2 separate regions of the Homo sapiens genome follow, and region 1 is linked to region 2. A link is an interaction called in ENCODE POLR2A ChIA-PET data of the cell type or tissue named here. Cell type or tissue: GM12878. All regions are shown on one strand. Links, peaks and the distances in the headings refer to the core of each region. The heading gives the core; the rest is flanking DNA.

Region 1 (4,399 bases), core at 118-4,117, 210 kb after region 2:
TGAGCCTGTATTTTCATTCTCCCTTCCTTAGCTCTGTGAAGATCCCTTTCTGAAGTAACCATAACCTCTAAATCCCCATAGAAGAATACAACACAAAGAGCTCTGGTCCTCCACTTAATATGCCCAAGCTTGCCACCTTGTCATCTACCACACTGGGGTGTTGCAGTGACTTTGAGCTAGAGAAGAAACTTTAACTCCTTCCAGAAAACATACTGGAGGCACACTGGGCAGGGACAGCTGAAGGCCGTAAACTTTTGTATGGGTCCTCATATTCTTAAGTACTTTGCACCATTAACAATAGTTCTCTTGGGAGGTAGAGTTACCAGGGTGCTTCCGCATTCTGTGTTTTTATATTTCTGTATTGTTTGATGGTTTAACGACCTATGATATGTGTAATTTAATAAATGTGTGTATAAGCATATATTTAAACCCTTTGGAGCTGTTATTGTTACTAAGAGAGTATGTGATACACGGAGACCAGGAGTGGGAGGGAGCTTTTGAAATCATATATAGGCCCTACTACTCCAACTGTATAGCAGCATTAGCTTCACCTGGGATTCTGTTAGAAATGCAGAATCTCAGGACAACCCTGGACCTACTGAATCAGAATCTGCATTTTAACAGATGCTCAGGTGACTTATATACATATTAGCAGTTGAAAAGCCCTCATGTCATCGAGCCAAATTCTGGATTTCACTGTGAAGGAAACAAGAGGGGTAGAGGGAATCACTTGCCAAAAGTTCACACAGCCTATCAGCACCAGAAGTAGGACTCCAGTTCCCATCTTTAGAATCCCAATAATCATGACTTCAGGCTGCCTCTCCATTTTTCTGTACTTTATAAGAAAATATCTTCTAAGTCTCAGGGTAACATGGAAGGTGAGTCTTAGTCCTTTAATACAGCTCAATACTGCTAGGTAAGTTAAGGCACTGGCAGGCTGGGAACTGGGCTCACCAGCCCTGGATTAGGCCCTGAATCATATTCTCATAGTGTTTGAGAGAAAGCTCAAAGTGGATTTAGGAACAAGTGAGGGTGAAAAAACAGGTAAAGCTAGTGATGTCAGGGCGTCTCTGGAAATTCAGGGAGGGGCAGAGGAAAGGTTTGGGAATCCCTTACGTATCGCTTGGCATTTATACAGGTGGCAGATGAGTCAAATGGTGGCTGGTGTGTTATGGAGAAGGGAATTGCCTATAATTGAGTTGCGAGTGCTCGTACAAATGCTAAGCAGGCCAGCTGTTTACAGAGTTTGAATTCTGCTCTCTCACGCAGATGGAATCATCCCAGCTTGTTGGCATGTCTGGGGTATATAGTGTTGCCCCCTCCTCTTGATCTGAAAACATGCTCAGATTGGGGTATGTCTGATTCAAGAAAGGGCTGAGTTCAGCATCAATCAGCAAAGGGGCCAGAACATAAGAGGGCTCCCCAGGGCCCCAGAGCTGGAGTTGAGTCTTTGCCTGAGACGTTGGGAGATACCAAGGCCAAAGGTGCAGGCTGAGTGAAAAATACACAGTAAAGGCAAAGTACTAAGCATCAGAAGTTCTGCCTGAAAATTAGCTCACAGGGCAGGGAATGTGCACCAGGGAGAAGCAGCCAGTAGGCAAGAATGATGTGGTTAATAGCTAAGAGGTGGGTTATGGAGAAAAGTGCAATTCTGGCTTCACCAGCCTCTGGCTATGTGACCTTGGGTGAGTGACTTCTTTCAAAGGCATCACACATCCAATTAATGGATAATTATCTCAAGGTAATGTCATATCTTTTTGTTTAATGAAACACTGACTCTTGTAAAAAGTCGAATGTAAAGTCACTCCCTCTTTTCTGAAGCACAGTTTTGTTTTTTTTTAAAGGGGGAAAAAACAAAAACAAATGTTGCCTTTTATTCAGACACACAGATGAACTTACTCAAGGTTTTAGTTAATAAGTGATAGAGTGGGATTCAACACAGTCTCACATCAGAGTCCAAATTCAAGCACAAAGCTGTGGTGTGCATCATCATCAGGACTAAGTTTAGGCATCACCTGCCCAGGCCTTCCCTGAGCAGCCCAGGCCCTCCCTGAGCAGCGCATCCCCTTCCCCATGCGTATGTATGGCCCCTGTGAGCAGCCCTGCTCTGCCTTCCCCAGGGCTGTGGGCTTCCCTCTGTAAGGGAGGAAAAATGCCTTTTCCTCACCATCCTGGGTTCAGGACTGAAGCTCCTCTAACAAAAGACGGATTACGAGAGAAAAACATACTCATTTATTTAATGTGATTTATATATATTTATCAATATATTTAACATTTTATGTGACATGGCAGCCTTCATAAGGAAATGAGGACCCAAAGAAACAGTTAAATCTGAATATTTTTATGCTAGGTTTGATGAAGTATAGACAGCCATAGAGAAATATGATAAGGCAAAAATGGTATGATCTAATGGGAATAAATTGAGGAAACTTATCAAGGCTGGTTGTTCAGATTCTTCTCTGTATCCCTGTGTCTTCAGAAATCAAAATGTTCCCTTCCTCCACGTATAAGGAAGGCACCTCTCACAGGGAAGTCTTATGATTTGCTTAAGGGAAGGCCAAAAATTCTTTCCTAGGTTTTAAGACCCACTTCAGGGGAGAAGAGCACAGGAAAGTCAGAGTCCCCTTCCTGCCTTTGCTGTTTTCTTCAGTATGCCCAGGTGCCATATTTTGGGGGTAGTGTGTCCTGAATCCCATCACCTGACAGAACTTAGCACACTGAGTTGTAAATTGCATAGGTGATCCTTCGAGTGTCAACTGTGTCAACTGAGCTGTAACCACAGCACTTAATGCTGCAGCTGACACATAATAAATGCTCAAAAATATCTATTGATTAGCTATATACCTTCAGGATTTGAAAAGTTTACTATGCCAGATAAGGTGGATTGGCAGTCAAAATACATCTTATCTTCTTTCTAGTATGTATCCCCAATGTGAAATCTAGAGAGAAATAAGATATGTCCTAGACTCTCTCACAGCTAAGCCAGCTAAGCAATGGGTGAGAACTAGGCTTGGCCAGTCAGATGCAGGAGCACAAATTCTGGAATGGAGGAGTGAGGGGACACACTTCTGCTGCCTCTACTGCATCTGTGGCCAACATAGTTGTGAGAGTGATTGGTTTTTCTGCAGCCCCATCAGTGGAGGGCCCAGTGCTGGGTCACTTGCTTTGTGGGGACCAGGAGGCAAGGCACTGAACATCCATTCTGTTGGTACAGACTGTATCATACATAACATAGCTCTTCCAGGTTAGGGCAGTGCTGAGGTAGTTTTGTAACCAAAGCTTCCATTTCACAGGAGGTCCAAGGAAAAAAATAGAAGATCCCTGTATTGCCCAGGGCTTTGGAATGATTTATAAAAGCTCAATTCTACAAGTTATTTTAATACTAATATATTTTAATTAGGACATTGTGTTGGCTGACTTACCAAGATAAATAATGGACACTTAAACAAAGTAAAAGTTTTTTTTCTCTCTCACATAAAATTATAAGCTGGTAGGCAGTCCAGGGGAATATAGTAGCTCTATCTCCCAAAGATATTCAATGACTTAGTTTTCTTCTTTCTTGGTGTCCTATTAACCTCTAGAGTGTTTCCCACCTGAAGCTTTTTCCCATCACCAGATCCCATCATCCAGTATGTGGGAAGTAGGGGAGTAGAAATGGAAGGCAAGCAGCCTCCTTTTAAGGAAATGACTTAACACTTATGTGTTACTTTTACACACATCCCCATTGCCATAATTTATCCACAGGACCATATCTATCAGCCAGTGGATTGGCAAATGTAATTGCAATGTAGGCAGCCACATAAATGCCCAGCTAAAACGTGGAAGGGGATAAAGTCCTAGTCTTGAAAGGAAGGAAATGGATATTGGTGAATAATAGTCTCCTGCATAGTTGACCAAAAAAAAAAAAAAATTCTGTCCACCTTAAACTAGCTAGAAGAATTAAATATACTTACTCTCTGCAACTGAAAACTGTTACAGTTACTTAAACTGATATCAAGAGGGGCTTTCACCTTGTGTTGGGATAGAATTAAGCAGTAGATGTGGAGCCCACTTTGTATCCTAAAAGTCTCATTAGCAAAATGAAAAGTAACATAGAATTAAAATGTGGCTTTTGAGAAACATATAATGCAGTTGAAAAATCTAAGTTAACACACAAGAATGGCCTTGCAAAAAAAAAACAAATAAAAAAACTGAGTGTTACACCTGAAGGTGAGGTGAACAAAGAAGTCTTAGCCTGACATGTAAGTAGTGTTGATAGAAAATAAAGATTTCAGGTCATGGGATACTGCATAACCAATTCTATTTTCGAAGAGGGTGACAGAAAATATAGGCAGCTCCTTGTTACAAGTAAAATTTAGCTGAGAGGCAGGTGCTAATATTTGTCAGGTGCTTATATTTC
Region 2 (4,399 bases), core at 310-4,309:
AACTTTTTGGAGAAGTTGACAGTCTTAGGATGGGTAGGATATCAACATGTGCATTTCGGAATTCAGAGTTAGAACAGTGGCTAGGATAGAGAAAGGACAGGTTATGCACAGAAAAGGGAGGGAGGGAGGAAGGAGTGGGAAATGAGGCTGGAAAGGGAGGAGGAGGGCAGAAAGTGGAGGACTTTGAATGTCAGGCCAACAGATGTGGCCTTGATGGTGTGCAGGTAGTGTGCCATGAGGGGTTTCCACACAGAGAAATGCCATGATCAGAACCTCTTGCTTTAGGTGGTTTTGAGCCCTGCATTTATGCTGCATCTACTGTAGTTTGGATGGTGTCTCAATCTTCTCATTTCATCTGCACAGTAATCCCACAAGGTCCAGATTACTATTCCCGTTTTACAGATGACACTGTGGATGTTCAGAGAGTTGAATTTTCCCAAGTATCAGCTATTAACTATTAGAAGTAGGACTTTAATTCCCCTATGCCCGTGCCATTTCCACCACCAGGTAAACACTTCCACAACCCCAGGGAGAAAGGAATGATGCCACTGTACCCATCTCACCTTCCCGAGGGAAAGGAAGATAATTCCCTGGTCGCTTCTCCTTCTCAACCTAGAAGGCTGTTTCCAGGGGAGAGAGTTTCTGATGTGGTGGGAGGAGCCAGAGGATGGGGTAGTTAGGAGTGGGCTGGGGCGTTGGTGGAGAGAGAGCCTTGTAGAGGAGGGGAGGGCTGGAAGAGAGACAGCAAATTGTTTCGGGATGGAATTTTCCAGACAGGGCCTCAGTCAGAGAACAAATGTGCCTTCTGAATTTTCGCTATAATTGTTATTGACCTTTAGTGAAATGATCAAAATTACTGTGCTGTACCCCTCCACCCCTACCCCTTTTTCACAAAATTGTTTTCCCTGACTTTTCAAAAATGAAGTTTGGCAAGCCTAAGCCCTGACAGCCAGCCGACTGTGGGAAAACAATGCACCTCCTTATGGCCCCAAATGGAGCATTTGCAATTAATCCATTGATCTCAGTAGAAAACCCTATTGTATCAGGGCCCGCCAGGAGAAAGCTGTATCCTGCCCCTCTCCCGCCCTGCACAGAACGTTCATTGAAGTCAGCCCCCAAATTGATGGCAGGATGTGGCCCTAAAAGCCTCCAAATTAAAGGGGCCCAGAAAATAATGTAGGCTGGGTGGCGGAAGCTGGGATGGGGATTGGGGAGGTAGGAGAGAATGGGGGAGGGGAAAGGGTTTCCTTTTGAATCTGTGCAGGAGCAGAGGAGCAGGCATGTCTTTGTCCACGGGGTTGCAAACTATGAGGTGTTTCTGGTCATCCTTACTCTGCTTTCCTTAGTTTGTTCTGAGGTTTCAGACCCTTAGCTATCTAGTTTGCTGATTGGGCCTCTGTTGCTCCTACCACTGATAAAATGGACAATAATGATACTGGGATCTATAGAGCATTGTTTGGATACCACTCCCTCTGTATCACCTAATTTACTTCTCCAACAGCTTTGTGGTAAAAGTCATGGAGATTATGAGGGCTATCTCCTGTTGAGTGGGTCCTGCCTGCCAGGTCCTGCTTTACATATTCTTTTTCATTTAACTCTTCAAATCCTGGAAGTAAACCGAGCTGGGTTATGGTATAGTTTGGCCAGTTGAACAGGAACTCAATCTACCAGGGTTCAAATGGGATTAAGTATCACTGGAAATAGGAGACATATTTTAAGAGCTCTGAGACAGAACAATGTACGTGGCTGGAAGAAGGTTAGATAAACTGTCTGAGGGGAGGAATAAGCCTGCAAGTGGCTAAACTATCTTCCATGGAGGGTGGATTGAGATGATCACAGGACTCGTTTTTGCTGAGCCACATGGAGCGCTTAGGTGGGATGCTGCCATCCTGGGGCATCAGGCGTGCTTGTGAGGTTGTGCCCTGCATAACTCCAGCTCCTGGACCTGCCATGCATGCTCTCTTAGCTCTTCCCTCATCCAATACATTCTCTTCTAAAGAATGTTAAATAAATATTCGAAGAGTCATAAGCCCTTCAGGAAGACCTATGGTGTCAGCCCTGGTGGTGGGTATTCTCATTTTATAGGTGAGAAAACTGAGGTTCCATGAGGTAGAATGACATGCTTGAGGGTACACAACTATTAAATATTTGATTCCAGGTCAACAAAAATATAAGCTCTAGGAAAACTGGGGTCGTTTTAGTCTCACTCAGAGATATATACACCACCTCTATCTAGCTTGGCATCTGGCATGTAGTTTGTACTAAAAAAAATTTGTTACATAAACAAATAAACTGCTTTTTGCTCTTTTTTAGGCTATGTGGGGCTCTGGCTCCTTTCTGTCTGCCTGGCTGCTATACTGCTATTTGTCTGATCCTTATGTTGTTCAACAATCCTTCTACAAGGATCTTCTGATAAGATAGGCTCAACCAACCTCGTTAGCCAGACTGGTCTGCCCAGCTCCTGTCTTCACAGTGGCTCCTCACTTCCCCATTCCTCTCTGCCCCTGCCTTCTATGTGGTAATTCCCTTTTTAAAACAATAATTAAAAATGAAAAAGAGAGTGGTGAACACGCTGAATTGTTGAAGCTTTTGTAGTCTGAGCTGTGAAACCTCATCTCTGAGTGCAGCTGTGCATCCCAAGGGCTCAACTTGAGGAGGCTTCAGATCAGTAAGCAGATGCTTCAAAGTGCTCACACTGAAGCTTCCTTCTCTTTGAAAAGGCTGCAGGAGTAGGTATGGGGTGGCCACACCCATCAACCAGCACCAGACTGAGCCCCAAAGAGACCAGCTTGGGTACCAAACCACAGGACAGAGTATCTTTTGAGTCCTCATAACAGCTCTGAGGGGTAGATGTTATTGTCCCCACTGCATTGCTGAAGAAACTGAGGCTCAGATGTGTTGAGTCATTTGCTAATACATGCAGGAGCCAGGATTCAAAAGCAAGGCTTTCTGTCCAATTCCACTTTCTTCTCATTCCCTCATTTTCTGAGCGCAGCTGAGGCTCTGGGGTGAGTGAAGATCAAATCCGAGTTTCCGTCCTATTTTCCCCTCAGGATCGCTCTCACAGAGTCATTCTGAAGATGGAAGCAGAATCAGAACAGAGCTTGTGTGTTTTGTTATGTCTCACCTCTTTTTCCCAAGATTTCAAAGGCATGGGCCCATTTATCTAGACACTCAAGTTCTCAACAGGGGCGTTAGCAGCTGGGGAGTGGAATGTTGTTTGGAAAGGATGAAACAACACTGGCAGTGTTTATATTCAATTCCGGAGACCTGGTTAGAAAAATATTTTTAAAAAACGGAAGGAAGAGTAACCATGCACTTACAAAATGTGGCCTCCTTATCGTGAGGGACTTTTGCCCTTGGATTCTATTCCCAGGAGTAGACATGTCCAGCCTCAGACTGCCGTTAGGAGATGAAAGGGAATCTTTCAACATTTCCTCCTATTGTTTGTGCTTTCTCTCTGCTTTGTCACCATCATATTCATTATTGGAATTTTGTTAATGTGCCATTTCTCCCCTGGAAACAAAAGAGAAGAGCTGTCAAAGCAAAGCAGGAAAGACGTGTGGCTTACTCCTAAGTGAGTAATTATCATGTGTCTTGGAATGGTTGGCTGCTTCCAGTTGAAGATGTTTGAGCTAAAAAGGAAGACACATAAGCATCCAGTGAAGTGAAAGATGGGGGAATCCACCTGGCTGCGGGAGGTGGCTTAGAGCCCACAGTAAGGCATGGGGAGGGCTGAATATGACTTGGGAACTAGAACACCTGAGCTCAAATCCTGATTGCACTCTGTACAAGCTGTATGACCTTGAGCAAGGTACTTACCATCTCTGAACTTCACCAAGTTCATCACATAGACAGGAATTCTGTCTATGTGTTGTGTGTTCTTGTGAAAATGAAATATGAGAGAATATGAAAGTGCCCGGTACGTGGTAGCTTTCAAATATGTCTTTTTCCTTCTTTCTTTCTCCTGTTAACATCCCTTCTACCTGCACAATCTCCAACATGAACCTTTTTTTTTTTTTTTTTTTTTTTTTTGAGATAGAGTCTTGCTCTGTGGCCCAGGCTGGAGTCTGGAGTGCAGTGGTATGATCTTGGCTCACTGCAACCTCCATGATATGGTTTGGCTGTGTCCCCATTCAAATCTTAACTTGAATTGCATCTCCCAGAATTCCCACATGTTGTGGGAAGGACCCAGGGGGAGGTAACTGAATCATGGGAGCTGGTCTTTCCCATGCTATTCTCATGATAGTGAATAAGTCTCATGGATATGATGGGTTTATCAGGGATTTCTGCTTTTGCTTCTTCCTCATTTTCTCTTGCCACTGCCATATAAGAAGTGCCCTTTACCTCCCACCATGATTCTGAGGCCTCCCCAGCCATGTGGAACTGTAAGTCCAAT

Evidence for each region. ChIA-PET counts read pairs that join two places held together with the same protein. Peaks named below come from ENCODE experiments on the same cell type or tissue, not always from the same donor. Only the 100,000 strongest peaks of a DNase experiment are listed, where the experiment ranks them.
Region 1: POLR2A ChIA-PET joins it to region 2 with 6 read pairs; 2 of 35 experiments call an interaction of 5 or more read pairs at or near these places.

What each region holds. Positions count from the first base shown.
Region 1 is chr1:59,064,800-59,069,198 of GRCh38, forward strand. All of the region lies in intron 2 of LINC01358 (long intergenic non-protein coding RNA 1358), which reads left to right. Among named protein-coding and RNA genes, the nearest start is that of LINC01358, 47 kb to the left of the region's middle. In GM12878, for the core only: no CTCF peak of the experiment used is centred there; no DNase peak of the experiment used is centred there.
Region 2 is chr1:58,852,218-58,856,616 of GRCh38, forward strand. All of the region lies in intron 1 of JUN-DT (JUN divergent transcript), which reads left to right. LOC107984961 (a long non-coding RNA gene) reads right to left here and starts at 3,510. Exons shown (of 2, transcript XR_001738081.2): 1 at 3,324-3,510. RefSeq lists an enhancer at 2,405-2,544. In GM12878, for the core only: no CTCF peak of the experiment used is centred there; a DNase peak (open chromatin) is centred at 2,574.